7 separate regions of the Homo sapiens genome follow, and regions 1, 2, 4, 5, 6 and 7 are each linked to region 3. Evidence: chromatin contacts called from ENCODE Hi-C or POLR2A ChIA-PET data. All regions are on one chromosome and are shown on one strand. The core of a region is the stretch at or near the end of the contact, and the rest is flanking DNA. Distances in the headings are between cores, read along the strand shown. Region 1 holds the start of PPP1R12A-AS1 (PPP1R12A antisense RNA 1). Region 2 holds the start of METAP2 (methionyl aminopeptidase 2). Region 3 holds the start of TMTC3 (transmembrane O-mannosyltransferase targeting cadherins 3). Region 4 holds the start of PLXNC1 (plexin C1). Region 5 holds the start of CRADD (CARD and death domain containing adaptor protein). Region 6 holds the start of CDK17 (cyclin dependent kinase 17). Region 7 holds the start of SOCS2-AS1 (SOCS2 antisense RNA 1).

Evidence for each region. A loop is a pair of places that touch in the nucleus more often than their neighbours do. ChIA-PET counts read pairs that join two places held with the same protein, here RNA polymerase II (POLR2A). Pooled maps may share reads with other maps.
Region 1: a pooled map shows a loop between it and region 3 (7-fold over the local background). The contact joins the promoter of PPP1R12A-AS1 here to the promoter of TMTC3 in region 3. A Hi-C loop is called at or near these places in 2 of 50 pooled maps.
Region 2: a map of B cell shows a loop between it and region 3 (23-fold over the local background). The contact joins the promoter of METAP2 here to the promoter of TMTC3 in region 3. A Hi-C loop is called at or near these places in 5 of 168 maps with a recorded cell type or tissue (B cell, CD8-positive, alpha-beta T cell and naive thymus-derived CD4-positive, alpha-beta T cell) and 8 of 50 pooled maps. POLR2A ChIA-PET finds 5 or more read pairs at or near these places in 1 of 52 experiments (CD4-positive, alpha-beta T cell).
Region 4: a pooled map shows a loop between it and region 3 (8-fold over the local background). The contact joins the promoter of PLXNC1 here to the promoter of TMTC3 in region 3. A Hi-C loop is called at or near these places in 2 of 50 pooled maps.
Region 5: a loop to region 3 is called in a map of CD4-positive, alpha-beta T cell, with 22 times the contacts of the local background. The contact joins the promoter of CRADD here to the promoter of TMTC3 in region 3. A Hi-C loop is called at or near these places in 4 of 168 maps with a recorded cell type or tissue (CD4-positive, alpha-beta T cell, CD8-positive, alpha-beta T cell and naive thymus-derived CD4-positive, alpha-beta T cell) and 11 of 50 pooled maps.
Region 6: a loop to region 3 is called in a pooled map, with 14 times the contacts of the local background. The contact joins the promoter of CDK17 here to the promoter of TMTC3 in region 3. A Hi-C loop is called at or near these places in 4 of 50 pooled maps.
Region 7: a loop to region 3 is called in a pooled map, with 8 times the contacts of the local background. The contact joins the promoter of SOCS2-AS1 here to the promoter of TMTC3 in region 3. A Hi-C loop is called at or near these places in 6 of 50 pooled maps.

Annotation. Positions count from the first base shown.
Region 1 is chr12:79,933,174-79,937,105 of GRCh38, reverse strand. PPP1R12A-AS1 (PPP1R12A antisense RNA 1) reads right to left here and starts at 1,825. Exons shown (of 2, transcript NR_146535.1): 1 at 1,552-1,825. PPP1R12A (protein phosphatase 1 regulatory subunit 12A) reads left to right here and starts at 2,009. Exons shown (of 25, transcript NM_002480.3): 1 at 2,009-2,411. The coding sequence starts at 2,175. RefSeq lists enhancers at 1,494-2,059, 1,783-2,077, 2,124-2,423, 2,060-2,623, 2,764-2,823 and 1 more and a silencer at 2,504-2,593.
Region 2 is chr12:95,471,823-95,475,871 of GRCh38, reverse strand. METAP2 (methionyl aminopeptidase 2) reads right to left here and starts at 1,720. Exons shown (of 11, transcript NM_006838.4): 1 at 1,542-1,720. The coding sequence starts at 1,692. RefSeq lists an enhancer at 1,504-1,903.
Region 3 is chr12:88,141,057-88,145,397 of GRCh38, reverse strand. TMTC3 (transmembrane O-mannosyltransferase targeting cadherins 3) reads right to left here and starts at 3,091. Exons shown (of 14, transcript NM_181783.4): 1 at 2,911-3,091. It overlaps CEP290 (centrosomal protein 290), which reads left to right and starts at 3,310. Exons shown (of 54, transcript NM_025114.4): 1 at 3,310-3,498; 2 at 4,064-4,192. The coding sequence starts at 4,091. RefSeq lists enhancers at 2,721-3,224, 3,031-3,470.
Region 4 is chr12:94,145,909-94,150,118 of GRCh38, reverse strand. PLXNC1 (plexin C1) reads right to left here and starts at 1,542. Exons shown (of 31, transcript NM_005761.3): 1 at 86-1,542. The coding sequence starts at 1,147. RefSeq lists silencers at 1-55, 716-955, 1,086-1,315, 1,386-1,635, 1,646-1,775 and an enhancer at 416-515.
Region 5 is chr12:93,674,927-93,678,956 of GRCh38, reverse strand. CRADD (CARD and death domain containing adaptor protein) reads right to left here and starts at 1,582. Exons shown (of 3, transcript NM_003805.5): 1 at 1,485-1,582; 2 at 1-188. The coding sequence starts at 182. RefSeq lists enhancers at 711-1,525, 1,498-1,737, 1,526-2,341.
Region 6 is chr12:96,398,719-96,402,564 of GRCh38, reverse strand. It overlaps CDK17 (cyclin dependent kinase 17), which reads left to right and starts at 2,126. Exons shown (of 17, transcript NM_002595.5): 1 at 2,126-2,579. RefSeq lists an enhancer at 1,143-1,362 and silencers at 1,783-2,112, 2,203-2,382, 2,563-2,722.
Region 7 is chr12:93,569,659-93,573,920 of GRCh38, reverse strand. SOCS2-AS1 (SOCS2 antisense RNA 1) reads left to right here and starts at 2,523. Exons shown (of 4, transcript NR_038263.1): 1 at 2,523-2,656. SOCS2 (suppressor of cytokine signaling 2) reads right to left here and starts at 1,246. Exons shown (of 2, transcript NM_001270471.2): 1 at 885-1,246. The coding sequence starts at 1,023. RefSeq lists an enhancer at 443-582 and silencers at 1,800-2,109, 2,120-2,169, 2,530-2,809, 3,180-3,369, 3,430-3,479.

The DNA of each region.
Region 1 (3,932 bases), core at 576-3,075, 8.2 Mb after region 3:
CCTCCTTGGTTGTTTTTTCCCTGACAGCTTCTGGGAACTGAATGAACTTAATTATGTTTTATTAATAAACTATTATTAATTTTGCATCCTGAAATAAGTGCTTGAATCAGGAATAGCATACTTCCCACTAAATTCCTTTTGCCTGAATGAAATCTTCAGATTCCCATCTATACTGCAAGGGCACTTTAAGAGCTACCACATAGGCCATAACGTTCTTGGAAAACAGGATATGCTGTCAGTTGCCTAGGTAGAGACAGGAGCTGACAAGGCAATCCTCAAGTTCCTTTCTTTTATTCTGAGAGCTGTATTCTGTGGATAGGGATTTTGTATTTTAGTGCTAACAATGTTTTTCAGTACCTAACACCATGAGTATTCAAAGGTCTGATGTTATCTTTAATGTATGTAATGAACATACAATGGTATATCTTATGAATATTACATTCATTTTCTATTCCTACAACGTTTTCAGAGGAAATATTTTTACCCTGACCTGGATTCTATCGCTATCCTAATAACTGTGGTTCAGAAAATTGTCTCACAGGCAGACAGTTTCCTAATCACGTTTTACTCAATTATTTTATTTCTCAATATGATAGGCTGTGAAGTAGTCCACTGGAAAAGGCATCATGCTGAGAGTAAGAAAAGCTTATTTGTTCACTGCTCTATCTCCAGCACCTAGAACAATGCCTGACCCAGAACAGGTGCATAGTATTTGCTGAGTGAATTCTAATCCTACTTCTGGGTAAAATTAAGTAAATTAATTAGTTCTTGAGGGACTCTGTCTAGATGACCCCTAAACTTCCATGGTAAGGTTTTGTGGTTTTTATCTTGGCTTTTCTAAATGCTCTAAAAATAGTAGTGGATGGTAACAATGCAGTGTTCAGTAAAATCAATTGGTGGAGATTGTAGATAGATGGCTCATAAGACATCAGTATTACAAATCCTATGTGTGTGCGCGTGTGGTCATACAAGGCAAAGTTAAAGTCTTTTTTTTATGACGATGATAAATTAGTCTTGTTTGGGCGACTGAACTCAAGAGGTGGTTCAAATAAATGTCATATTTTTCATTGTATCTTCAGTGCCTAGTACAGTTACTGGCTCATAGTAGGTATTCAATAAATAGTGGTTGAATTAATTGCCTTCCTTAACGTTCCGTTTAAATGCTAGACGCAGCTAGGTCTTTACCCCTCCTTAGAAAGAGATGGAGCTGTAACCAGAAATCCCTTAAAAGGTAAGGACCAGTAATCAGGCTGAGCTAAGCTCATGGGTAGTACGAGACAGGCTTAAAGCACTGAAGGAAGAAAGAAGAGAACCCAAGCGTGAGAGAAAGCAAAACAAAACAAGTAAAGAGAGGAAGAAAAACATTTCTAAAGTGGGGGTTGGCAGGAAGCCACAGCAATTACAGCAGGTCAACCCTTGTCAATAGGTGGTCACCTCAAGAACTTACCATTAAAACCCTCGGCCACACAGACCCCACTTTTAAAAGGTTATTAATTCTGACATGCCCAAGTTCATCTGAGTTCCTTAGAAAGATCAACCAGCAGCACCTACTTCACGACCTATCCTCCATTCCATTCAAATAACGCGGCCAATAGGAAAATCCTCCGCCCTGAGCCAACGACTCGGCGTAGCTGAGACAGCACGGGAGGCAGATCTGCCCTGTAGAGCCTTGCGGTTCCACTGCTGGCCTCCGGATTCCCGGGAGCCCCCAGCCCGACAGGACAACCTTCCTTCCCCGCTTCCTCCTTTCCAGGTCTGTCCCAGCCCCCGCTGCCTGGGCCACACCCGCTTCCCTCTGGTGGCCCAGCCACCACCGCCGCAGTTCGCGGGAGCGCTCTTCCTGGGGCGGGCACAGGCCCAGGGCGCATGCGCACTGGTCGAAGGGCGCCTCCCAGTCCGGATCTCGCGAAGTTACGTTAGATTGGCCGCCGGTGACGGGTGGCCGTGCTGGGGGCGGGAGGGCTTCTGTGGTAGGAAGGGAGGTCCGCTCGGCCGGGTGCGCCGCCCCAGTGCTCTGTGGGATACTGGAAGTCTCGAGCGTCGGCTCCGGGTTCCCAGCCCTCCTCTGGCCCGCACTCATAGAAACATTCACACACCCCCTGCCTCCCCTCTCTTCCCTCTCCGCCTCCCCCTTCCCCCCCTCGCGATAAGAAGACCCGGCGGCAGGAGAGGGGATGAAGATGGCGGACGCGAAGCAGAAGCGGAACGAGCAGCTGAAACGCTGGATCGGCTCCGAGACGGACCTCGAGCCTCCGGTGGTGAAGCGCCAGAAGACCAAGGTGAAGTTCGACGATGGCGCCGTCTTCCTGGCTGCTTGCTCCAGCGGCGACACGGACGAGGTCCTCAAGCTGCTGCACCGCGGCGCCGACATCAATTACGCCAATGTGGACGGACTCACTGCCCTGCACCAGGTCTGTGCGCCCCGCCGCCGGCTCTCCTGACCGTGAGGGTTCTCGTCGGCCTCCTGCTCGGGCCTGCCCTCAGTTCTCCACCTCTTGAGGCTGGGGGCGGCGGGAGACTCCCTGCTGCGGGGTGAGGGGGCGGTTTCCCCAGAGGGCGGGAGGGAGAGCTGGTGGAAGGGAGGGCGCTGGGCTTGAGGCCCCCCTTCAGAACAGTTGCTGGTGGAGTTGGGAACCGGGTGATTTCCGGGGCATAGGGGAAAAGGAACTGTGGTCGTTTGGGGCCCCAGGGCCATTCGTGGATAAGTCTGGGATTTGGGGTCGAGACAAGGAGGGGTGTAGTGGGGTTGTGCCTGGGCCCCGGTGTCAGTGGTATATTCGGAGGGGTGGATGCTGAAGGAAGAAAACTAACAAGGGGCATTACGGACGGTTAGGCAGATGAACATCTTTGACTTGTAGGTGGGCATTGGATTTGTTGCACTTTTTAGGACTTGATTACAAATGATGATAATAATAGTAATCTAGAGCCCTAAGCCGAGTGCCCTGAACGAACGATTTCCTGTTTTCTCATTTATTACTCTTGGTCACTGGGGAGGGGAAAACAGGGTGTAATTAGCTGATCTGCACCGGCTGAAAGGAAGGGGATGGAAGTGGGTAGAGTAAGGAAGCCCTCTAAAGGGCTTGCCCACCTCCGGACCGGAACGTGTTGAGTCTGATACTCGAAGTTTGCCGCAGTGTCAGAGATCCTTGAGCCCCAGGTCCTCGGGTGTGCACTGGTGTTAGAAAGAGAAGAATAAATAGGGGACACTCTTTTCAAAGCCGGTTACCAAGCTCTGGTTTTTCTTTTGGGGTTGGGAAAAAAGAAAGCTGGTCACAAACTTTTCTCAAAATGGATGCTTTGTGCATATTAAAGTTTTATAGTAGTCTGATTGGGATCTCTCAATGTTAGCCAAATAAGGAGAAACTATTGGCAATCCAGAGATAATGTTGCCTTGCCTTTAACAGGCCAAAAGCAACACAACCACGTAGAGTTATGCATAAAAAGCAATTTTTAAGTGACGGTAATAGGTGACAAAACATAGGCTTTTTCTATTTTCTTAGCGGGCAACTTGGAATAACTGTAATAGAAAATGACTTTGCAGCGATAGCTTCCCCTTAACAATGAAAAGACTTGTAAGCTATCTCAAAGTTGCCTTGGTTGTGTGTGGAAGATGCATAGCCTTATTTTGAATAATGTTGTAGTAAAAACTTGTTTGGGAGGTTGAAACTCAAGGCTTTATATTTCATGAATATTAACTTGATGCCTTTTAAAAAAAAGGTGTGTAGTGACATTTTTCCTTGTCCTGCTTACTGTTTAAGGGAGTGATGACCATTTTAAATTTTGTGTAATGGAATTCTCTTATCAGACTTGGAGTATAGCCTTTGTTTACAAAGTTGACTGGATATATTGAAATGATTGACACATTGCAGGACAAATATGGAATTAAAAATGTGGCACCCAGTAAAAATATAGCAGGGTGTCTAGCGCTTTCT
Region 2 (4,049 bases), core at 471-2,970, 7.3 Mb before region 3:
AACAAAATATCCATTACACACACTAGCAGCTAAAAGATAAACAGCGTGAACTGGTCTCTATCCTCAAGTAGTTTAACTTGTAATAGTGGTCAGCAATTAGACTTAACAAATACTTAAACACCAGATAGGTAATAAATGCTGAAGGCCTTAGGAAAAAGATTCATGTGCAACACCCCGGGGCAGCCTGGTTTCATGAATAAGGATATCACGATGGGCTGGGTAAAGTCAAAATAAATAGGCAAAGACAGTCCATTACTAAAAAACTAAAACGCTCAAATATCTAAGCACAAGACCAGGCCCCTGCTCTGGAAGTGATTATAACCTACCTATAAGAGCAATATGTTACATGCATTAATAGTATCAGGTAGCACGAAATGAAGTGACATTCTGGCTACTGGAGAGAATTCATATTAAGAAATACAACTGTTAAAAATACATTAGGATCAGTCAGCTTAACACCTTACAAGACAAACAGCAGTGTTTGAATTTCACTCGAAATCCAGGAACAGCCACCAGAGTAACAAATTTTGCTCTGGAAGAGTTCCAGCAACGCTACAACTCTCCTTCCATTCCTATCTAATCAAAATTTCAGAAAGATGAAGATTAGCTCTCTTCGACCTCTCTCAATTCCATCTTAATCGCTTCTGACTTCTCCATTTTCTGTTTCTCTGGCGATTTTAATTAGAAACAAGTAAAAATAATTTTTATTAAGGTGAAGGAGCTTGTGCAGCAAAAACACAGACTTCTCAAAATATGTAAGTTCCTAGTTCATAATATCCAACTGTAAACTCTCAGCAGTTCTCCTTGCCTTACCAGTGGATTTAGAGGTTAAGACCTCAGAAGTTCCATTCTGAGCCACAGAATATCCTATCTGCACTGCCTGCAATTGGTATCATAATTCAGGTCTAAAGGCCCTAAAGCTTGGCGATGCTATGGGATTAGGCAGGTGAAAATTCGTTATCACCACCACAAATTCTGCAATTAATGACATGAGCGCGCGGGCAAACACACATGTACACACACCCCAAAAGTGCAGGCTGCAACAACCCCAACGTGAAACGGGATAGTGGGAGGAGGTGTGCTCTCCATTACATTTGCCCACCCCCAAAGAAAATAAGTCCTAGCTTGCTCCAGCAAACCAGCAAAGACGCGGCAATACGGATCAGAATCGGATTTTTGAGGCGGCGGCCAAATCGCGCGAAAGATGGTAGGGCTGTGCTCTGCGCACAATCTCAAGACCGTGCCACGATGTGCGTGGGAGCTGAGTTCTGGTAATACAGGGGCTCGGGCCCAGCGACCCCAGAGGTACCACACGCCAACCTCAGGCACTCTTTTCTCCCCCACCAGCCCTCTAGTCCCACAGGAGGAGATGACGCCTCTTCTCAGACTAGGAATCTATAGCCCGGCTTTGCCACCCTGTCAGGCCCAAGAATCAGTCTAGTCGGGGCTCTGGGGCCCCGGTCCCGGCCCCCTCAACGGGCCTGAGCCAAACAGTTCAGCCGTTCCCGGAGGGGACTGGGAAAACATAAAACTCTCTTTACCTGCAGAAGGCCCTTTGCTCTTCTTCTTCTTTCGTCTTTTTTTCTTGGCTGCTTCCTCAGCCGTAGAGGCAGCTCCTTCTTCCCTGTCGTCTGGATCCAGGTCGCCATTCAGGTGGCTCCCGGAGGCCGCTACCTCCTCCACACCCGCCATGTTGCCCGAGAGAGCGCGAGGGAATGAGACAGAGCGGCGAGGGCCCCGATCCTTCTCCACCCGCCTACACCAGCCACGCCGGAAGCTGCTCTCGATGGTAGGGACGCAGGGAATGCTGGGACGGCGGAGGACTCAGCTGAGGGTGTCGGGCTAGCTTCGGGCCGGGCGTGCAGGAGTCTCGGCTTGGAGCCCCGCCTGGCTGGAGTCGACTGGGGCCAGACCCGACTGCTTCGTCCGGTGCCTCGGGCATTCCCGAAGCAAATCGGCAAGCGCAGGGTGAAGTTTAAAGGGGAAGTTGAGCTCTAGAGTCAGCCGGAGATACCTGTGGAGACGGGCAACCCGCCGTAGCAAGCGGCGTCTCTGCTGGAACGGAAATATTTTATATTTGCGTTTTTATAAATCACACAGGCAGTGGGGAAACGGGCTAAGAAATGTGTTCACTTGTACACATTTCTATTGTCATGACTCCACATATCTCTTAAATCTAAGAGATTTAATCAAATCTGCGTTGACATTCACAATCACAGCTCTCCGCGAGGCTCTGTAGGCACTGGAGAGAATTTTGGAAGCTGGAGTTCCGTGTTAGTTTATTGTACTACTCAACCCCGGACGGTTCAAGATGGGAACCCGTCACACTCCGCTCACTTTCCAATTCAGGACAAGAATGACAGGTTTTAACACACGGGGACACGGTCTCTCTCATTAATGCAAAAGATCACACTCCGTTTTCTCTATTTCTGGTCACCTTTCTTTTGGATTTAGGACGTTTCACCAGAAACTAATTGAATTTTGCCCATTTCTTTACTTCTTATGTTTTGAGCCTCATGTTCAAACCGCAGTTTGAGATTTAGTTTGTGGCGTAAGTGGATTGTGATTGGCTGCCTGCACCAACTCCTTCTCAATTTCTCCTGAATATGGCTTTGTCCACCTGGAGAGTTTAGGTGTTTTCATTAGTTTTAAACTAGGCACCAAGCTTCATGGGCATCAAAATGTCGTTAAGAGCCTTATTGCCAGTGAGTTTACAGTAAACCTCACACAGGCTCTGACTGCAGCTGCATAAATGTACATTCTCTGTCTTAAAGCTTCAGGCAGCACCTATCCAATAGTAATAAAAACTGTTCCTCTTATTCTTGTACAGATCTTTATCTCTTTAAATCTATCCCTATTTAGATTTTAAATTGTTTTCCCTAGTTGATTGCTGGCAATATAAAAGTTGGTAAACCGGCCGGGCGCTGTGGCTCACGCCTGTAATCCCAGCACTTTGGGAGGGCGAGGTGGGCAGATCACAAGGTCAGGAGTTCGAGACCAGCCTGGCCAATATGGTGAAACCCCGTCTCCACTAAAAATACAAAAATTAGCCGGGCGTGGTGGCAGGCGCCTGTAGTCCCAGCTACTAGGGAGGCTGAGGCAGGACAATCGCTTGAACCCCGGGGGAGGTTGCAGTGAGCTGAGATTGCGCCACTGCACTCCAGCCTGGGCGACAGAGCGAGACTCCATCCCCCCCAAAAAAGTAAATAAAATAAAAAATAAAAAGTTGGTAAACCAAACATAATACCACAAAAATAAAAATAGAAGTAGCTTCCATGTGTCCAAAATCCTTTAAAATGCCCGGCAAGACCCAGCCATATCTACTTCTCCAATGTCTCCACTCTCTTACTATTATAGCTCCAGCTCTCAAAGCTCTTTCTGACCTTGGAGCATTTCAAACTCACTGTTACTTTTATCTGGGCTGCTCTTTGCTTGGCTGACATATTCACTTATTCACTCATCCATCCATTCGTTCAATGCCTACTATAAACCTAGATCTGGCAATATTTAGAGAGCAAAAACAGAGATGATCCTTGTCATCATAGAGCCAGTTAACAAAAATAGACATCAAGCAATGATGCTAATAAAAGCAAATTTACAACTGCTGCTATGAGAGCATATTACAAAGGGACTTGCCTAGGTAGGATGGCCTGGTAGAGTTTCCTGAGGAAGTAGCAATTAGGCTGAGATCTGAAGGATAAATAGGCAAAGGGGAGGGGAAAGGTTTAGAGAGAGTATTTTTTTTTTTTTGAGACGGAGTCTCGTTCTATCACCCAGGTTGGAGTGCAGTGGCCTGATCTTAGCTCACTGCAACCTCCGCCTCCCAGGTTCAAGCGATTCTCCTACCTCAGCCTCCCAAGTAGCTGGGATTACAGGCGCCCACCACCACACCCAGCTAATTTTTGTAGAGACGGGGTTTTACCATGTTGGCCAGGCTGGTCTCAAACTCCTGACCTCAGGTGATCCACCTGCCTCAACCTCCCAAAGTGTTGGGATTACAGGCATGAGCCATTGCGCCTGGCAGAGTATTCTTGGCAAAGGGAAGGTAA
Region 3 (4,341 bases), core at 1,842-4,341:
CTGTAAATTGTATTAAGGCAAATTGTTTTGCCTTAATTTCATGGACAAGAATGAGTGTGCAGCAAGCAGATACTTGTCTTCCTTCAACATGAGGAAACTGGAAAGATCAGTAGGGAGTCAGTGTGAATTAAGCCATTAACCATGGCTTAATTTGCCATGAAGATAAGGCAAAACAAAATGTTTAGGACACACAATGGATACAAAATGGCCATGCTTTGTTTTAGAGATCGGAGAAGTAAGCTACTATGACTTTTCTTGGTAAGTCAGCAAAAAGGAACTAGAAGTAACATCCAAGGAATATAAATTCATTGCTACAGAGAACAAAGGTAAGCAATAATAAAAGGTGAGGCCTTCTTGTGAAGTGATTTTGGTCAGATAAAACTGTTCACAAAAGCCTAGGGCAGAAAGAAGGCAGGTCCAGACAAGTGTTCTTATAACAAGGCCACTTACAACATTGTCACATAAGTCCCATTTCTTGATGAAAACTGACAGGTGCAGAAAATCTGACGAAAAATAATAGTTTTGCCAATTTTCCTCAAAAATATACAGTGAGTTATTGAACTAGAACCTGAGTTAAATTTCCTGACTCACACTTAGGTACAGACGACAATGCATAAAAACTTAGTTGACTTGTTCAAGCCAGAGCTGACTTGTTCACTGCTGTATCCCCAGTGCCTAGCACAGGAAACAGGATAAAAAATACTGTTAGAATGAGTTAAAGAATAAAATTTAGGTAAGATTTTGCTTTTAGTTACAATTGTCACTGAGATCTAGGTTACAATCTTAGCTTCATCAATTATTACTTAACTTCTATGAACTTGTTCTCACTTCTGAAAAATTAGAATAAAATTTACCATTAGAGACCAGGCACCTTGAGTTTATGAATGTGAGCAAGAGGGTGGTGGCAGAAGGGTAGAAAAGAGTAATACAGACAAACGAAACTTGTAAGTGAATACATAAAAATAAGTTATAACGAATGAAAAAAAAAACAGAAGAAAAGGTGTTAGAGAAAACAGACTTCTATTATGAAAACAAACACGCAGTAGTCAGCATAGTGTATGACATAACATGTGCTCAGTAACTATTAAATTTCATTCCTACCATTGTCAGAGGTATTTGAATCACAACAACTCCATCTTGAATAGGGGCTGGGTAAAATAAGGGTGAGACCTACTGGGCTGCATTCTCAGGATGTCTGTCAGTCATTCTAAGTCACAGGATGAGATAGGAGGTGGGCACAAGATACTGATCATAAAGACTTTGCTGATAAAACAGCATGCAGTAAAGAAGCCAGCCAAATCCCACCAAATCCAAGATGGCGAGAAAGGTGGGACGTCTGCTCGTTCTCACTGCTCATTATACACTAATTATAATGCATTAGCATCCTAAAAGACACTCCCACCAGTGCTATGACAGTTTACAGATGCCATGGCAATGTGAAGAAGTTACTCTATATAGTCTAAAAAGGGGAGGAACACTCAGATCTAGGAATGGCCTACCCTCTTCCCAGAAAACTCATGAATAACCCACCCCTTGTTTAGCATATAATCAAGAAATAACTATAACAATCCTTAGTCTACCACCTCCAATGGGGGTGTATGCACCTCCAATTCTTTCTTGGCGAGATCCAGGAGCCCTCTCCTGGGGTCCAGATCAGAACACCTTTCCAGAAACACCATCCCATGTTAAATTATGAATTAAGAACACTGAACATGAAGAATGTTTAATTCAAATTATTGAGTAAACACTTACAAAATTAAAATATAACATTTAATAAAAATAGCAAGATTGAGGAACAAGCACTTCACAAATATTGGTTTCCCAGAATGTCTGAGGAGGTGTATAGAAGTTAAGAATATGTCCTCCAGCCAGAGAGATCTGTGTTCAATCACACTATTTAAGTTACTTAGCTTCTCCAAGCCTCAGTTTCTTAACTCAGATGGAAAATGAGGACAATGTAAGCACCTATTTCACTGGATTGTAAGGAAGAATAAACAAGATAATGAATAGTATTTGGCATATAATCTTTCAGAAAAGTAGTAAAATTGTCATTCCTATAAATCTAACTAATGTCTTTAAAATTCATCTCACAAAATCAGTATCTTTTTATTTTGTACTGAGCTACTTATTTTACCCAAATTGGGGGTTTAAAAAGAAACTCATTACTTATTTTCGAAAGGAAAATTTACTGTCAAGTACAGTAATTTTTTTTTTAAAGCAGCGTTTAAAAAAAAAAAAAGACAAAGCACTGGTCCAGATAGTTGGAAATGTCATTTAGATTTAAGTCTACAGCTTCTTAGGAAAGTTAGGTAGAGATGTATCATACTCCAGCATGATTGTGAGCAGACGAGCAGGATGAGCAAAACTTGCACGAGTAAGAGTGGTAAACACCAGAGAAGGCGCTTTCATGGAAGGGCACCCTAGGTAACCAAGCAAGTGGCAACAATAGTACAGGTGAGTCCTTGGATCCCTTCTCTCTCCACCCCCGGCAGTGGTCCGGACAAGTACTAACCTCTCCTCTCTAGAGCCTTGACTTTATACTAGCTCCACAACCATCAAGCCCCACGATCCGCGAAAGGAATGGTGCTACAGGTAAGGCGGGCGGGGTCGGGATGCCGAGACCTCTTGTCAATTCTTCGCTCGCCCCCAAACGAGGATCACGGCTGCGCGGCTCTCACTCTAACTATCAAGACAGATTCTGATACTAAACAAGGCTAAAACTTTTTGTTTTTTCCTTCTTACAGAAGGCACTACCCTGGACGCCGCTTGCAAACGCCTGAAGAGAAGGCAGGGTGTTCCCACTTTTTCAGAATGGGACCAGGCCCTACGGCCCCAATAGCAGAAGCTTCTCTAACCCAGGACTGCTCCCCTCAATTCCTCCCAATATGCTGACCGACAGCTCGACCTCACCTGGGGGCGGTTCCGCCAGGGGATGGCTTAGGAAAACCTCAGGAAGAGCAGCCCAGCGAGTGACGCCACTGAAACCACAGTCATGGTCTACCTCGTTCAGGCCACCAGTTTGCAGGCGCCTGAGCCGCTGCTCCTCCCGCCTCTCGGTCCTTCCCCGCCGCCCCGGTACCGTCGCAGTCTTACGCGTTGCATGCCGGGAGCGCCTTACCTCCTCTTCTCAGGGACTTCAGTTCCCAGCATGCAGAAGCCTCAGGCAGAACTGCACTCTGGGATTTGAAGTCCTCGTTCCACGCCTTCTCATCATCCTGAACACCGAGCTCTGGGACTCCGGCGGAGAATCTAAACGTAAAGCATCACCCACGGTCGTGAACTGTAGGCTCTCCTGGCATCCGGGATCTTATTCTGGCCTTGGCGGAGTTGGGGATGGTGTCGCCTAGCAGCCGCTGCCGCTTTGGCTTGCTCGGGACCATTTGGCTGGACCCAGAGTCCGCGTGGAACCGCGATAGGGATCTGTCAGGGCCCGCGGCCGGGTCCAGCTTGGTGGTTGCGGTAGTGAGAGGCCTCCGCTGGTTGCCAGGCTTGGTCTAGGTGGGTGGATCCTTGTAAGCAGGATTAGCGAGTCACTCCACGCTCAGGTTCTTTAGCCTGAGGGCCCGTGTGCCACAGCATAGCTACCCCGCCCTTCCAGCCTCGGGTCCCTAATACTGCCTTGCTTCGGTTCCAGTTTCCGCCGCACAACTTCACTCATTCCAAATGTTAATTTCTGCGTTTTTTTTCAGCCCCAATTCTGTTTCTCCAAATCAGGGATGATTGTCGGCCTTCCACAGACCCTCGCGCTTGCCAGGATTAGGGTGTTCGCGCGCATTGTGGGTAGGGGTGTGGAGGAAGGGATCCAGAAATCTTAAGTATTAACTTAGATTAGTGTTAGCAAGGAAGCCGTCACATTTTATTTAGCCGGGACACTCTGACAGTTTGTGCCGACTGCTATTTTTGATCAAGGCTATTTTGCCCACTTGTCTATTTTGTGGCCCAATTGTCTGTTTTGCTAACATCAGAAAGTTATAATGAAATAATCTGCAAAAAATGTAAGGTGCTAGAAAACCAATAATACTGTGTACCTTGAAAATGCTAATATACACCTGTTTTGTTACAGAGGTGGAGCACAGTGAAAGAATTCAAGATGCCACCTAATATAAACTGGAAAGAAATAATGAAAGTTGACCCAGATGACCTGCCCCGTCAAGAAGAACTGGCAGATAATTTATTGATTTCCTTATCCAAGGTGCTTAATTGGTCAATAATAATAGATATATACATTAACTTATGATTAATTTATTAATAAAATATGAATTTATTTTTTTCAGGGACAACTATAATTGTCACAATCTGGAAGTGTTCTTATATTTTGCTTGAAGGTTATAAAATATAAAA
Region 4 (4,210 bases), core at 293-2,792, 6.0 Mb before region 3:
CTCGCCCCCAGCTCGTTCTGCCTCGGCGGCGGCGGCGGCTCCCCGGCAGCAGCGCTCTCCGCGGCGCCCCGGGGGCAGGACTTACGCAGTGGCTCTCGGCCGTCTTGAAGTCCCAGCTGACCCTCTTGGCGCGCGCCTGGATCTCACTCATTCTGAAGAGGCAGAGCGCCGTGGTGGTGGGGGAGCGCCGCTCCTGGCCCTCTCCAGCGGCCGCGCTGAACACTCCCGCCCAGACGTCCAGGGCCTCCACTAGGCTGGAGGAGAGGAGCAGGCGGCGGCCGTCGGGGTGGCCGTGGCCGCAGTCGAGGGATGCCTGGCCCTGGAACAGCACCTCGGTGCTCTGCGCGATGCGCGCCATGCTGGGCCAGCCGGTGGCAGCGCCGCTCGTGTAGTTGTAGGGGTAGTAGGGGAAGTAGATGCTGCCGTTCCAGAGAAAGGCGTCCACGAAGTGCAGGCTGCCCGCGCCCTCGCACAGCTTGAGGCGCCCCAGCTCCTGCGTGGCCAGGCTGCGCCCCTCCGTGTCCTTGAGCGCGATGGCCGTGTCGTGGTCGGATGCCGCGGGGTTGCAGCGGCTCGCCGTCTCCGGCTCAGGCAGCACGTAGGTGGCGGCCACCGCCAGGTACCAGCGGTTGTTCCGGCCCGCGCGGTACACCACGCCGGCCGTCGAGCCCTGCGGGTGGCACGACACCACCTCGGTGCCGTTGCGCAGGGAGTTGCGGCTCAGGTTGCCCAGGGGCCGCACCTCGCAGGCGCCCCGGTCGAAGGTCCAGCCGGTGAGCAGCAGCCCCCCGAGGCCGGCCGCCCCCTCGCGGTAGGGCAGCAGCAGCTTGCTGAAGCTGCTCCCGGGCCGGGGCCGCGCGGGGGGCGCCAGCGAGACCGGCTCTGTGCAGTTGCCCGCTTGGTCCCGGTACAGGCGCGAGAGGCTGTGCTCCAGGCTGTAGTCCAGCTGGTCCAGGCAGCTGCCGCTCGCCACAAACACGCCGTCCTCCTGGCTCGCCGCGATGGCTCCGATGGCTTGCTCCGACCGCCACACGGGCTCGTCCGCGCCCCGGCCGGGAGCCGCCAGTGCCAGCAGATAGGCGAGCAGGGGCAGTGGCGCTGCGGGGCGCGGGGGGCGCGGCGGCGCCTTCCTCCGGGAGACCTCCATGGGGCTGGGGGGGCCGCCCCCGGGCAGGGCGCGCGGCGGCGACGGCGGCTCAGGCGCGCGGCAACGGAGACGCGGGCGGCGGCGGCGGCGGTTCCTGCGCGCGCTCGGGCTCCCGCGGCCGCCCCATCCCCGCAGCTCGCCCAGGAAGGAGAGCGGGGAGGGCGGCGCGCGGCAGGCTCGCTCCGGCAGCCTGTGCAGCGGCGGTGGCGGCAGCAAGCCCTGCGCGCTCCGGCACCGTTTCCTCCTCGCCCTCCTTCGCCGGAGAGTTCCTGTGTGCAGCGCTGGCGCTCGCGGGGAGGCGCGGAGGGGAAGGGAGGGGACGGGCGGAGAGGAGCGAGGCGGGCGGGGAGGGCTGGAGAGGTTGGGTGCGCTTGTGCGTTTCACTTTCCCATTGTGAAAGTGGGATGCAACTGGCCCCCTTCCTCATCCTCTCTTCCTCCTCCGCCCTCCGCCTCCTGCCCGCCCGCCCGCCCTCCCTCCACGCCCATCTCCCCTCCCCTCTTGATTCGGTGAGATAGGGAGGAGGGAGGTCTCGTAATTTGGGTTACTGTGTAGGTGGCCTCTTTCATCTATTCATAACAAAGCTCAGCCGCCCGCCGCGGCCGCCGCGGCCGCCACCATCGCCCCCTTGGCTCGCCTGGGGCTCCCGGGGCGCGCTAACGGCGCACGGAGCGGGCTCCCGCGCCCGTCCGCCCGCGGTGCTGCTCCAACGCCCGGTTTTGTTTACGACAGCAGCCGGGTCGGGGATACGCCAGGCGCGCGGAGCGAGGATCCAGGGTGCGAAGGGGTTGCAGCTGAGGCCCCGGGCTCGGGCCACAGGGCTGCTGCGAGAGCGGCTGACAGGTGTGGAGCGGCGAGAGGGAGGCCCCGGGGAGGCGCGCGGGAGACATGGCCGAGCCGGAGACTCCGGGGACCAAGGCGCCCCTGTGACAGGGTGTGGGTTTCCCCGGGTCGGATGAGTGAGGTGGCAGAAAGGCAGGCGCCACACTCTCGTTCTGGACAATCCCCAGGGCCGGAGCGCCCATATTTGCAAAGGTTCTCTAATCTCCCTTGGCAACAGAGTCCCAGGCTCTCAAGCCTAGCACTTGGAAAGTTCTGCTCACCATCTAACCTAATGAGCGGGGCTAACATTTACTGAGCACTTACTACGTGCCGGGTGCGCTTGTGAACTCACCACATGGGTTAAGACTCATAATTCTCATAACAGCCCTATTAATTAGTGACTGTTATTGTCATCCCTACTTAGTAGTCCAGGAGAATGGTTATAGAAAGGTTGTGGAACGTGCTGGCATTCTACTGCTGGTAGATATCAGAGCCGAGATTCGAATCCATATCTAGCCCCAGGGCCTCTTACATACCTGGCTCTAGTTAAGTGCCACCTGTGGCCATTGCCATAATCCCCCAGAGATCATTCTCTGTAGTGAGACTGAAAAGTTCCTCAAGTTAAATGCACCAACCAGCCCCCGCCCTGCTTTCTACTATTAGACCCAAGTCCCCGTATTTCCCTCGAGGCTCTCCATCTGTCTCATCATTACCCACTTTTATCCTTTGGACCCCCTGAGGTCTCACCACCTCACCCAGAGGGTGAATAACAGCTGGGTTGCCCCCACAGCCGCCAAGAATTTCTGAAGCACAGGGAATCATTGCCCACTGGGGAATAGGTTCATGATTTCTCGGAATGGGGCTTCCCAGAGGATGCACAAATGCCTCCCAGCTTCCCGGGGCAGCTGCGGGCACCATCAGCACCCTTACAGTCTGGCAGATGAGCCAGGGGGTGCATAGGAGTGGAGGGTGCTGAGGACCTCTATGGATCGTTGGGAAATGATCTCTGTTCCTTCCCAGGCTATTTCCAGACCCCAGGCCCCAGGGAGGGCAATTGGCTGCTATCCCCTTTCTTCCTTCCCTCCAAGTTCCCCAGCTCGAGATGCTGTTTTGGGAAGGGAAAGGAATGAGGTGGCTTTTGTCCCATGCTGAGTCCTGCCGAAGGTTGCAGGTTTCAAACTTCTCCAACAGTGCTTCAAGTTCTCCCCAGTGCTGAGGGATATGGCAGGAGTTCTGGAAGGCTTAAGGAAAGAAGGGTGAGGTGGAGGGAGAAGAAGAGAAGTGTGAGTTTCTGCTCTAGATGTGAAGTTCAAGGATCCTATCATTTCAGCAGTGGCTCTCATACACTAAAGTCAGAGTGGTCATCTTTTCATTCATAAGCCTTTCATTTGCAATTGGATAACATTATCTTTGCCTGGCAGGAGGCAGAAAATGCCTTCCCACGAGATATGAGGTTGCCCTTTGTGCTGTGATGATGGTGTTGGAGTGTCCATAAGGAGAGGGGAGGAAGAAGGGGAAAGGCCTAAAGTACCCAGTTGGTGTTAATCGGGACATCTCAGGCAAGACAAGTCAGATGTTTCACCTGCTCCAAAATATCTGGCCTTGCTCCCCCACTCCCTGCCCTCCTGGAATGCTTTCAGAATTTTTGCACCTCTGGAAGTGGGAAGATCAATATTTTAAAAACCTCATCCGAAGCTCAGAGACCCCCTCCACAGCATAGTAGGGGATTTATGCGCTGGTGTTTTGACAGTTTTCCCTGTGACTGATGCAGAACTCAGTGACCTTCACTGGCTCCGTGAACCAGCGGTGGCAGTGTCGCTATGTGCTGAGAAGCAACAGTTCAATTCCATTCCAGAGATAGTTTTACTTCACTGGTAACCAAGTCATTTCTCTAAGTCCCGTAGAGTTGGTACAATCAGTCACAGACCATCTTGGGAGCTATTTGGATTAAACATACTCTGTGGTGCGGCATTTTGATCACTACTCAGTTCATTGCTGCTTCATTTTGAAAAAGAAACAACATCTTAAAAATACTACCCACAAGAAGTATAAATGGCTTTGATGGCTACAGTTCCCTGCCATTCTACTGGGACCATAAGCCCCACTCTTAAGAGTGGGCTTCTTTTGCCTCCCATTTAATTGTATGCAGACTCCTACGGTGAAAGAAATCAGAATCTGTGCTAACTTTTTGGCATGAAAAACGTAGGCGACGAGGAAGCATATAAATGCATTCTTTGCTGA
Region 5 (4,030 bases), core at 333-2,832, 5.5 Mb before region 3:
AGGATATCCAGCAGGAGCATTGTTTTCCGGAGGCCTGTGGTTTGAGCATTGATTTCTTGAATATGGTTTTCCGTCAAGATTCCTTCCTGGTAGAGGTACTGAAGAACCAGTCCCTCCACCAATACCTCTGCACCCAGCTCCAGGCGAAGTGAGCGGAGTACTTGTTTGTCTCTGGCCTCCATTTCTCCCTGGAAAGAGCCAAAATCACAGCTCAAATTACAGACATGTTGATGTGGCCCTAAAGACAGTGTCACTGCAATGTAAGTTCCTTCAGGTCAAGCACATCTTTAAACCATAGCAGACTGCCAGGTCATGGTATTTAATTCACTGATTAAGCCAAGCCAGGTTAATTTTGAATGTTTCCTAACATAATGAACAACAATGAAGATGAATCATCTTTTCTGTTTCTGCTTTTCACACAATGGGGTCCCAGCTCAATTCCTCGTTCAATAAAGAAATTTGGAAAAAGAAAAAAAAAAAGTGGGTCAGAGACCCTTCTGAACAAGCAATTTTTATCTGAAGATTACAGAGCAGCACTAATTTTAACACGCTGGAGAAGAAATGGTGGTTTTATTTTCACATTGCCCTCATCAGACCTGCACCACCACCACCAAGGCAGAAACTGCCAAGGTGGACGCAGGTCCCCTTTTTTTGATCACAAGTATTTGCAAAACCTGATCAGTAATAGGAGTGCAGGACAGAAATCAGCAGGTTCAGAATTTAAGGCTCTTTTCGCTAAAAGTCCTCTACACGATCACCTTTAAGAAAATTGTTGTTTGTGCCCAGTCTACAATAAACTTTACACAATATACAGTCACAGACTCCATTCCTTCCCACTAAGAATTCCGAATCTCCAGCACAACACTGTCGTGGCCGCACATGCATGGGACATTTTATGGGATTTTTTTCTTTCAAAAAAAGCACACACCCCAGCACTGGTCAGTAGCCAGGCACGATTTGAAGGTGCAGTTCCACCACCCCTGCACCAGTGTGCTGTGGCTTGGTTGTGTGTAAGGCAGTGAAGGTTAAGTGACCGGGAAGGCAGGCAGGGATGACAGATGGGGCTTCAGACACACCCGGGCAGTACGACCACGGCTAGGCGACACCCGATCCCACACTCCCCCTCGCAACCCTGTAAAGTTCAGGAGGTGACAGGTGAGGAGGGGAGGTGTTCACGTTTGGCCGTGAGCGCCCATTGGGAACTATTTAAAAAGGCTCTGCTTCGGCCGCTGAAACCCTTGTATCAAACAGGAAGACTACGGGCGGTTTCTGCGGCAACTTGACCCGCTAAAGAGGGAGTGCTGGGAATGAACTAAAGAGCGGACCAAGGGGAGAGCGGGCCTCCGGCACTGCCGCAGCCACCCAGCCTTGGCCCGGATCGGAAATGCGGAGCAAGTTAGCGGGGCGGGGAAGCCCCCGCAGGGCCCAGGTCGCAGACGCTACAATGCAGGACTTTCAAAGAAAGATGGATTCCTGTTACTTACGTCTGCAACCACGTATCTTTGGGGCGGGGGAGAAAAACTGCAACCGGAATCCTGACTGTTAGGGAACCTGCCCCATAAGCACCATCTTTGTTAATGGCGAAAACCCTAAACAGGAAGTGTTGACACCATCTTTGTTGAGGGCAAGTACAGGAAGTGCTGTCGCCATTTTTATTGAGCGTTCAAGGGTCGGATCGAAGCTCTTCCCGCCATGCTTACTGTGGGTAAACAATTCAATAGCGGGGAGATGGACAACCGTAGTGTCACTTAAAGGGTATCTAAGTAATGGAGTAATTGAATCATTGCATTTTAACACAGTAACTCCATCAGGGCCTCGCACACAATTGACCTAACAGAGAGGCAGGTCAAAAGCCACCCTAGTAGAGAAGCCTTCTCTGACCTATCTGATTAAAACGGCAAGACAGCTGCGCTCATTTCCTGCACTCCCCATTAACCAGCTTTATTTTTTACGCATCACCATCTTATTAAAACTTTTCACTTATTCATTTGTTTATCCTTCTGCTTCCCTCCATTAAAATGCAAGGTCATTTATTTATATCAAGGGTTCCTGCCCGCAAAGAGTTTACAAATCTGTCAGTCAGGATTTCATTGCAGCACTCAGCTAGTTACTCCTAGTCAGAAAGGGATTCGTTAGGGGGAATTGGGGACATTCGAAATCATTGGAAAGGCTGGAGAAGGGCTGAGCTGAACATCCATGGATGACTACCTAGATAAGATTGCTGATTGTGGCTGCTGCCCACAATCAGGAAGATGGCGTCAGGAAGTTGCCATGCCTGGTCCCCAACCTCCTCTCAACACCGACAGAACAATTAACAGGACACTGGAACAGTGCTGCAAAAAACGGTGGTCTCCACGGCTGCATTTGCCAGCAGCAAGAAAACAGCACCTGCAAATCTTGCTTTGCTGCGTGCCATTGGTGAGACCAATCTGACATGCAGAATATTAGCAGCAAGGATGTCTAGAGCATGTAGTTGGTAGCTTTCCAGCTTGTGAAACACAAAAAGGTATAGTAAATGAGGGAAGGCCTGACACTTAAAGCCAATCTACTGCATCCACCACATTTTCAATGTGGAAAGCAAGAAAAAATGCATGACCCAAATACAGAGAAACACAGCAATGCCAAATTGGGTGTCCTTCCTCACATTCCTTTGTGAAGCGAGGCAGGCGATCAATAAATACATTCATTGATTCATTTTTAAATCAATTGGATGATACATACAGAAAGTCATATGCTTACTAAAAATCAGTTGACAGTACAGGGGGAAAAAACTCCTAAAATATTATTTCTGCAAAGGTTTTCACAGCCAAACCCTTTGGTGGAAAATGAAAATATCTTTGTTAAGCAAATCAATGGAGAACAGTTCTGAACCTCCCTCCTCAAAACCTTCTAAAAATTGTATTCAATTTACAGCATTACTATGCCAGTTACCATTTTACTACACCGTTAATGACAGTATTTTTACCTATGTGGCAAGTATTATTATTATTACAGTCATGCATTGCATAACAATATTTGGGTCAATGACAGACTGCATATATGATGGTGGTCAGAGCAATAGGCTATGCTATATGGCCTAAGTATGTAGTAGGCTATACCATCTAGGTTTGCATAAGTACATCCTATTTTGTTTGCACAATGACACATTTTTCACAATGTATCTCCACTGTTACAACTGTTTTAGCATTTGCATGTATAAAGACTGTGGAATCAGAATGGTCAATTGTCTTAGGCAAAATCTCACAGCTAATATAGAGCAAAACTTGAAGTCTAATGAAGTTTCTCTGATTTCATGCTCTTTCCAATACACCATACAACCTTGTATAGTGAAGAGTTTATTGTTCTAATGATAGCCAAATATTATTTGCAAATCATCCTGTTGCCACCTCCCATTCTTGATACTCTTGAGTTCCAGGTGCTCTCTTTTCTCTCTCCCTTTTCCCCTTTTGCTTGAGAATCATTGTCCTTTCCTCAGCAAGATTTCCCATCTGTTCATAGACAAATGTTAGCACCATTCTTTGTCTTCATCCAGATAAAGTGCAGACCACTTGCAACACTGCCAAGCGTTGAAGTTTACAGGTTAAACATCCCTAATACAAAAATTTGAAATCCAGAATCCTCCAAAACCTGCCTGAGAGTGGTGGCTGACACCTGTAATCTCAGCATTTTGGGAAGCCAAGGCAGGCAGATCGTTTGAGCCCAGGAGTTCAGGGCCAGCCTGGGCAACATAGGGAAATCCCATCTCTACAAAAAATACAAAAAATTAGCCAGCCATGCTTGTGTACGCCTGTAGTCCCAGCTTCTCAGGAGGCTGAGGTGGAGAATCAATTGAACCCGGGAGGTGGAGTTTGCAGTGAAACAAGATCATGCCACTGCACTCCGGCCTGGGCGACAGAGAGAGACCCTGTCTCAGAAAAAAAAAAAAAAAGAAAGAAAAAGAAATGCTCCAAAACCTGAAGCTTTTTGGGTGTCAACATGACGCCACAAGTGGAAAATTCCACACCTGACCTTATGTGATGGGTCTCAGTCA
Region 6 (3,846 bases), core at 877-3,376, 8.3 Mb before region 3:
CCGGGCGTGGTGGCGGATGCCTGTAATCCCAGCTACTTGGGAGGCTGAGGCAGGAGAATCGCTTGAACCTGGGAGGCGGATGTTGTAGTCAGCTGAGACCACGCAACTGCACTCCAGCCTGGGCAACAAGAGCAAAATTCTGTCTTAAAAAAAAAAAAGAAATAACAAACCAATCAATCAAATAATCACCTAAGTTTTCATTATGAATTCGTCTTTTTTTTTTCTTTTTGAGACGGTGTCTCACTCTGTCACCCAGGTTGGCGTGCAGTGGCAGAATCTCAGCTCACCGCAAACTCCGCCTCCCAGGCTTAATGGATCCTCCCACCTCAGCCTCCCAATTACGAATTCTTTGTTATGCTAATGAAAGATGTAGAAAGAGGAGAGGGTGCTTTGGATGAGACAGAATAATCTTTTTATTTCTCATGGAGTAATGTTAATCTAATGATATGAAGGTATAAGTATTAATGCTGAAACTCAGAATGCCATTTCATAGACTCCCTTTTTTGGTGATTTTTTGATATTTACTAAAGTACTAATTTAGATGAGGCAAGTATATGAAAATCCTTTCATATAAATAGGCCTTGTATAAATATCAGTGTTTCTCTTTAACTTAAAAAGAACTCTGAAAATGATGCTACATCTTGCTATATTATAAAGTTCCAAGTTTGACTTGGACAAATCTAAAAAGCCTCATTAACAGTGCTTTTAAACAAAGCGCACTTGTTCTAACGGAAAGCTTGTTATGTATATTTGCATTCTTGGTTGGTAAACAAGTGTTAAATACGCGTAGAGCATAATTGTTGCTAATTTACGGGTCCTGGTAATTTTAGAGGCATGGGAAAAGCCTGATTGACACGTACGATCGTTGGATATAACTGTAGATGCATTTAACTTTGCCAAACAAAATAAGAGAAAGATGTCAGCATGCAGCATTTTTAAGGGGGAAAGGATTCATCCCTAAATCCAAAAAGATAATTCCCCGAAGTTCTTAGCACATAATGTGATTTGAAACTTCAAAGCAGCTTCTACTTCCGGGTGTTAACATGGGAAAAAAAATTTATCTCACTTCACAGGACTTTTATGTGGGTTTTTTTTTCTTGTTTATGTTGTCTACATCCGGTCCCTACTCTCTTCTTTCAATCCTCTCATTATCTCCCTCTAGGGGTTTAAGTTTGTTTTAACTTTATGCTTTTATCCTTATTAGTGGAAAAAAGTGGGTCAGTATTACTTTAGTTTGTCTTCACTGCCACTCTGCTGTTCATTCCTGAACTAGCTTTTAGCCTCTGGGAAAGGAGAAAGTAAAAACAGTTGCAGAAACTGGGCCAACCTCTCGCGGCCCGCCTCCCCCAAGAAAACAAAACCTAACCCGTGCAACAGTAGTCCTTTCTGTTTTCATAGCACCTTGTATTTCTCCGCTCATAACGTTCAGATTTTTATGATAGTTATTGATCATCTTTCATCCCAGCTAGACTCTCCGTCCTTAGAGGACTCAGCATATTGCCGGGCACATGATAATATATACAAAACACTGTACTGTAGTTTAAATGAATAGATGCCGTGTGTGTGAGAGACTGCGGCACTAGTACCCACGTACCCACACACAACAAAGGAGAAAAGTTGCAGCCATCAACATCTTTCAGTGTGGGTCCTTTGACATGGACTCTCTAGAAAGTCAGTGGAGAACTGTGGCATGGACACCTTGTACAGTAATTACTTGTATAACTGAAGCACGAGTTTTGGTTTGGTAGCGGGAAGTTGAGGGGCAGGGGGATGTTGGAGGGGCTGAATTATTCACATAATTTCTCCCCCAGTCGCTGCGGACAGGCACTCATTCCGGTGGGGTCCCCTGGCCCCCTCCGCCGCTCCCCCGACGCCCGCATTTCGGAGCGGGCAGTTTCCCGGGGACACCCGCCCCGCCCTGCAGGCCCCGCCCCCGGCCGCCGGCCCCGCCCCCGCCTCCGCCGCCGCCGGCAGGGGTCGCGCTGCCCCCGGCGAGCCGCTCAGGCGGGGGTGGGGTAAGCTCCCGCGGCCGGTCGCTTTTCTCCGCCGCCGCTGGTTGGATCGTTTCAATAAAAGTGTTTTTTCTCTTGCACTCGCTCTCCTCCGGGGAACAGGCGGAGGCGTCAATCCGCAGCCGCCGAGTGTGAAAGCGACGCACACGCAAGGAGCGAACGCGGCCGCCCGCAGTCTCCTGAGCTCCCCGCGGGCCGCCGCAGAGCCGCGGAGAAGGAGCCAGCGCCCGGCCAGACAGTCTCAGCCCGCCGTCGGCGCCCGCCGCGCTCGCGCCCGGCTGCTCCGAGGGGATTAGTGGGCCGTCCGCGCGGCTCGTCGGCGCGGGAGCCATGTTGACCGAGGGACTTGGCAACGCGTGAGACACCCGCGGCCCCTCCCGAGGCTCCGGACCCGCGGCGAGAGCCGGAAGGCGGCTGTGGCGGCGGAGGCCTGCGCTCGGAAGCGCCTCACGTCTGCCGGCCGCTGAGACCCGGACTTGCATCCGGTCGCCGCGGGCGTCCGCGGAGCAGCTTCCCCCCGCGCCTCTCTTCGCCTCGCCTCGGGACCCGCGGTCCCCGCTCTTGCTGGTGAGTTGGCGGCTGGCGTCCGCGCCGCGCTTTCCCCTGGTGTCGGGTCGGCCGCGGGGCCGGGAGGCTGCGTGGGACAGAGGCGGGGGCGGGGGCTACTGGGGGCGCGGGTGGCTCAGGCCCGGTCGGGAAGTTGAGCGAGGAGGCGCGGCGCGGGGGGCTAGCGTGCGCCTGTCACCTCTCCGGTCCAGCGAGGACCTTGGGTCGCCCGGGGATTTCCGGGGCTCGGGTGGGGTGTGAGTGTCTGCGAGCTGCTTCCCAGGAGGCGCCGACAGATATAGACGCCGCCGCCTCCGGTGCTCGCTGCCGCTTTGGTCTGCGGGGGAGGCCGGTCTCCTCGCGAGGCGGAGGAGGGGAAAGAGGCAGAAAGTCCCCCGAGACACAAAGGTCCCCTCGGCGGGGGTGGAGCTGGAGGCGCAGGCGACGCTGCCCGGGAGGGGAAGGAAGGGGCGCGGGTCCGCGGGAGGTGGGCGAGGAGGCGGCGGTCGCGGCGCCTGCAGCTCCTTGGAGACGCTGGCGCTGTGCGCGGGTGGGGAGCGCGGAGGAGGAGGAGGAGCCCGCGCGTGGGAGCGGGTAGAGACAAAGATCAGGGCAGCCTCCTGCTGGCGGGTCACACCCCGGAGTGTTGGTCAAGAGCGGAGGTAGAGGGAAGGTGGGAAACCCAGCAAACCGATGGGGAGGGGAAAATGGGGGGAGGAGGGTGCCTAGTGCTGTCTCCGTCGCAGTTGCTTTTCTCAGCATTTTTGTGCCCGATGCTATGCCCGATGCTTTTGCTCCCCAACTCAGCTGGATAGCTCCAGATTCCCTCCCTCCTGTCACCCCCACACTGCCACATTGACTCTCCTGTGGTTTTTCCCTCGTTCTCCCCCTACTTTTCACCCACTCCTTTTCGGGTAAGCAGTATTTTGCTTTCAGCTTGGGGAACATTTGTTAATGACAGGATGTCTGAGCTTGTTCTGACCCTGAACTGCCTTGAACTTCTCTCTCTTCCTCCCACCCTTTCCTTTTCTGGGATCTATAATGTCACATGGCCGTTAACAATTAGCTTTTCTTTTGCAAAAGTGGCAAAAAGCGTTTAGCTGAAATCTGTGGCTCTCGCCTCCTTTACATGAATATGTCCACCAAAGACACCTCGTTGGTCATGTTCTATCACCTCTTCGTCAAATTGACATCAGGTCCTAACAGGTCACTTTCAAGATACAGAAGAGGCAAATTTTGTTTTGAGACTTGGCCATTCCTAGGGTCAGCAAAGTGTATTCCTGGCAGC
Region 7 (4,262 bases), core at 1,274-3,773, 5.4 Mb before region 3:
CTAAGAAGGCTCAGAGACCGTCCGTATTTAAGAAGTCTGAACATTTGTGCTCCCCCCACCCCCACAATTACCGGGATACTTGCAATCTGCCGGTGCCTCCCCGGGAGGGAAAGCCCGTGGCCCACACGGAAAGACCGGAATCGCAAGCGAGAGAACTTTTCCCTCTCCCTCCCCCTGTTGCTACCAAAATTTCAACTGTGCCACAACTGTAAGCTTTTAGGATACGGATTTGGAAAGCCAGAATGATTTGCCAGATACTTTACTTTTTTTCTTTTTTCTTTTTTCAGATGCCTAGAGACAGCGTGCCGCGCGAATTGCCTGACTGTACTTGAAAGCGGCAGTACCCTGGGCGCGCCGACCATGGAAGCCGCGCTCGGCGGGGGCTTCGCAGCCTACTCTCGACGCCCGGGCAGCCGCCCTCGCGGCAGTGTCAGTCCCTGAACTTGGCCGCCAAGATCCTGGGCTGCAGCCGCAGCTCCGCCCGGGAGCCAGATGCTGCTGGGCCTGCGGGGCCCGCGGCACCGACTTGCTGATTGCACCCCGTGCAAAGGGAGGCGCCCGACGCTTTCCCCGGCCGGGGTTCGAGCCCGGGAGCCTAACCCTGAGCAGCTGCGGAAAACAGTAAATCTTCCAGCGTGCTAAGAAGCTATTTCCAAGAAGCTCTTCCCGCGCTCTGCGCTCCGCCAGGCCTGAGTCCCTGGAGAACCACTTTCCTTACGCATTCCCAAGGACCCAGGACCCTGCGAGCGTGCTCTCCGCGGTCCCTTGGAAGCAAGGGACGTATTTCCATCTTATTCTTTGCTTCCCACCTCGACCCCGCTTCCTAGCTGCTTCCTTGGGGAGGCGCTCCCTCCCGCACGCGTCGCGGCCGATCGGCTCCCTACCTGTCTGACCGAGCTCCCGCAGGGCCTTCGCCAGACGCGCCGCCTGCGGGGATGGCTCCTCCGCCGACCCCGCGGTCCCCCACTGGCTCCGCGTCCCTTCCCCGCCATTCCCGGAGGGCTCAAGGCACCGCAGGGTCATGAGAGAAGGGTCACCGCGGCAAAGACAGGTGGCCGCCCGAGCTGGGGTCAGAGAAGGGTTCGCGTCCTTCCTTGAAGTCAGTGCGAATCCCAAAACGAGTCCCTGCGGGGTGTCCGAAATGGTGGCAGAGAGAGAAGGGATGGGGCTCTTTCTCCCCAGATCCTGGAGGACGGATGACAAAGTCCCTCGCAGCCGCGGTCACCCACTGATCGCCTACAAAGAGAAAGCGGGAGGTTGGGTCAGTCCAAACTGGACCCCTGCGGCTGGGGTGGGGGTGGGGAAATAGACGTGGAAAATCCCAGGGACTCCTCCGCCTCTACGTTCCTGCACCATTTAACCCCAAGCTTCCAGTTAGCGCCCTGGCCCAGCTCTAGAGAAAAGATAAAGAGAGCAGAGATCCAAGATAAAGTTGGCTGAAGAGGTGGGGGGCGGAGGTCAGGAGGAGGGTGAACAGGGTGTCTTCCCGCCCAGGGTCACTAGCTGAAATCAAAGACTGGCGACCTAGGAAGAGCAAATAGTCACCTGCAGATCCAGTGGGAATAGGCCCTTGTCAAGGACAAGTAGAAAAAATTAAAAAGGAAAGAACAGGAGAGATTCCCCAAATTGGCATTCCGGTCTCACACCTGGCGCAGCCCGAGGGCCCCCAGGAAGAAGCACCCACACAAACTTGGTTCTCCGCCCTAAAGCGCTGCGGGGCCCCGAGGCACCAACCCGGGGTGCGGAGGTGCGGGAGCTGCCGCATCTCCGCCCGGGAGGCTCCTCGCTCCCCTCCCCCCGCTTCCTGGTGCCCGCTCTGGCGGGGTTGGGGGTGCCGCGGCGGTCGCTCCCGGACCAGGATGGCTGCGGTGGTTCTCGCCGCCGCGGGCGCTGTCGAGGAATCGGCCCGAGCGCGCAGCCCTCGCGGGGCTCCGAGGCGAGGCCGGGGCCGAGCGGGCGGTCGCGAGCGCTGCGGAAAATGCAAACCACCAACGCCGCGCTCTTACCTCGACCTCGGCCGCGGCCGCCGCCGCCGCCTCCGCACCAGGCAGCCTCCTCAGCGGACATGGGGCGGGGGGGTGGGGGGAAAAGGGGAGGTGGGAGGGGCCCGGGAGAGGAGGGGCGTCTGCCCTTGTTTCCCCCGTTAACGTTTAATTTGGGAACGAGATGCCCGGGGATGCAACCAGCCCCGCGCTCGGAGGCGGCGGTCGGAGTTCCGTGCGCAGAGGGCACACAAAAGCCTCGAGGATCATTGCCTCGACCCCATCCCCCACCGCGCGGCGACGCCCCCTACGGGCTGGGACACCTCCACTCTCGGACTGCTGCCGGGTTTCCCTCCGGCTGCGACCCTGGAGGTGGGAAGGAGAGAGGGAGGGAGGGAGGAAGGAGCGAGGGCGGGAGGCAGGCCGGTGGGGAGGAGCGGGAGATCAGGTTATTAGGAGGATTATTAATTTGAATGGCAGTTTAGGGGAAATAAAAAAAAGAAACTCCAGACACTTCCAGACGCCGAGAAGGGGCTGGAGAAAGCAGGCAGCAACGCTAGGCCGCGGGGCAGAGCCGCGGTTCGGACTCTCTCTTCCCCGGCGCTCCGAGCTGCGGAAGCCCAGGCCGTCCGCCGCTCCCCGGCGCACGCGGCCGCGCCTCGCCGCCCTCCCCGGTAACTCTCCTCGGGGCGGAGCCTTCGGGCTTCCCCCACTACCGGTACCTGCCGCGGGCGCCCGAGCTGCGGGCACGGGGTATCCTGAGGCTGTGCACCCGGGACCCCGGCGCGCACTGTCCGCGGGCCACGCGGTGAGGGTGGCTGCGGGCGAGAGGGCTCATGCTTCAGGGGAAGCCCAAGGCCCGCCAGCCGCGGCGGCTGCGACGAGACTTGGCAAGAGTTAAACGTCGGTCCCAGGAGCAGCGAGTGCGCGCGACTTCCCAGACCGACGCGCCTCCCTTGCTCCCCGCCTCCCTCCCCAGTCAGCGCTCCGCTCGCGCCCCGCCCGGCTGCTGCGGAGGCGGCTTTCCAGGAACTTTCCAGGAATCGGCCTCACGTGACCGCGGGCCCCGCTACTGCTTTAAAGAGGCTCGGTCGCAATACACAGGCTTCAGGGAAGACCGGGTGAGAGCGCTCGGGTGCAGGGCGGGCGGTGTGCACGCCGGGGTCGGCCTGCCTCTGGCCCCACACCCCGGGGTGCTCGGGCGCAAGCTAGAGATCTCCCCGGCCACCGGCTACAGCCAACCCCGTTTCGGCGGCCGGAGCCTGCCCCCTACCCGGGCCAGCTGAGCGCCCGGGTTCAGGGAAGGATAGCGATCCTTGGCCCTTGGCCTGCCACGGGGGTGGGTTCCTCTAAACATCCCGGCGGCGCCCCCTCGATGCGACCCTCCTGGCCGCACTTTTGCGGGGGGTGGGCGTGCAGGAGCGACTGTGGGTCCTCGGAAACCAGACTCTCCGGCTCTAAGACACATCGATGGCGTGGGGACGCCGTGCTCGTCCCGGTGCCCACGGCCGGGGACCGGAGGCGGTCCCCTTGATCAGGTCCTGGAAGGCAGCGAGCGGGAGAGCAGCGCCTCCTTAAGCGGCGCCGGCCGTCCTTAGTCCCCTCCCCCTGGCGCTCCGGCTCCTTGTCACCCGCACCCACCCGGCTCCTCCCTTCCTCCTCCCCTCTGCTCCAACGTCTCCGGTAGACCCGGCGGCCCGCCCGGGTCACCTGCGCCGGCTGCTAAGGGGGCGCCCTTACCTGCGCGCCCGGAAGGGGCTTGGTGACTGGCCTCGGTTCCCTCAGTCCGGAGAGTGTCTCTGCCATTCCCTGCAGGGCTGACGCCCCAGGGCTGGGATTCGGAAGGATCTCGGCACCTCTACCCTACCTGGGATTCTCACCTCCAACCCCGTTGGAGGCCCCCTGGCCTTAGTGGAAACTCATCTCCTTGTCTGCGCACCCGCCCCCGAAATATGACCTACTTGAAATGTGACCTACTTTTTAAAAGAAACCCTTAACAATCACGGGAAAACCGGATCCAAAATTTCGATAAGCATTTTTCTTTGAAATACTATTCTATTGCATCACTGCTCGAAAGCTTGAAAGGTCAATGGCCACTTTTAGTTGAGGCCGCGGCTATGGGAAGTTGGGCGAGGAAGGGGGAGGGGTGGGAGGGAGGCGCGTCTTGCAAACTTTGCCTGGTGCCCCCCCTGCCGGCTCTGGGAGGAAACGGGAACCAGCTCCCAACCTTGGGGTCTGCAGCCGGGGACCAATGGTTTTCTCAATAATTTTCCTGCTTTT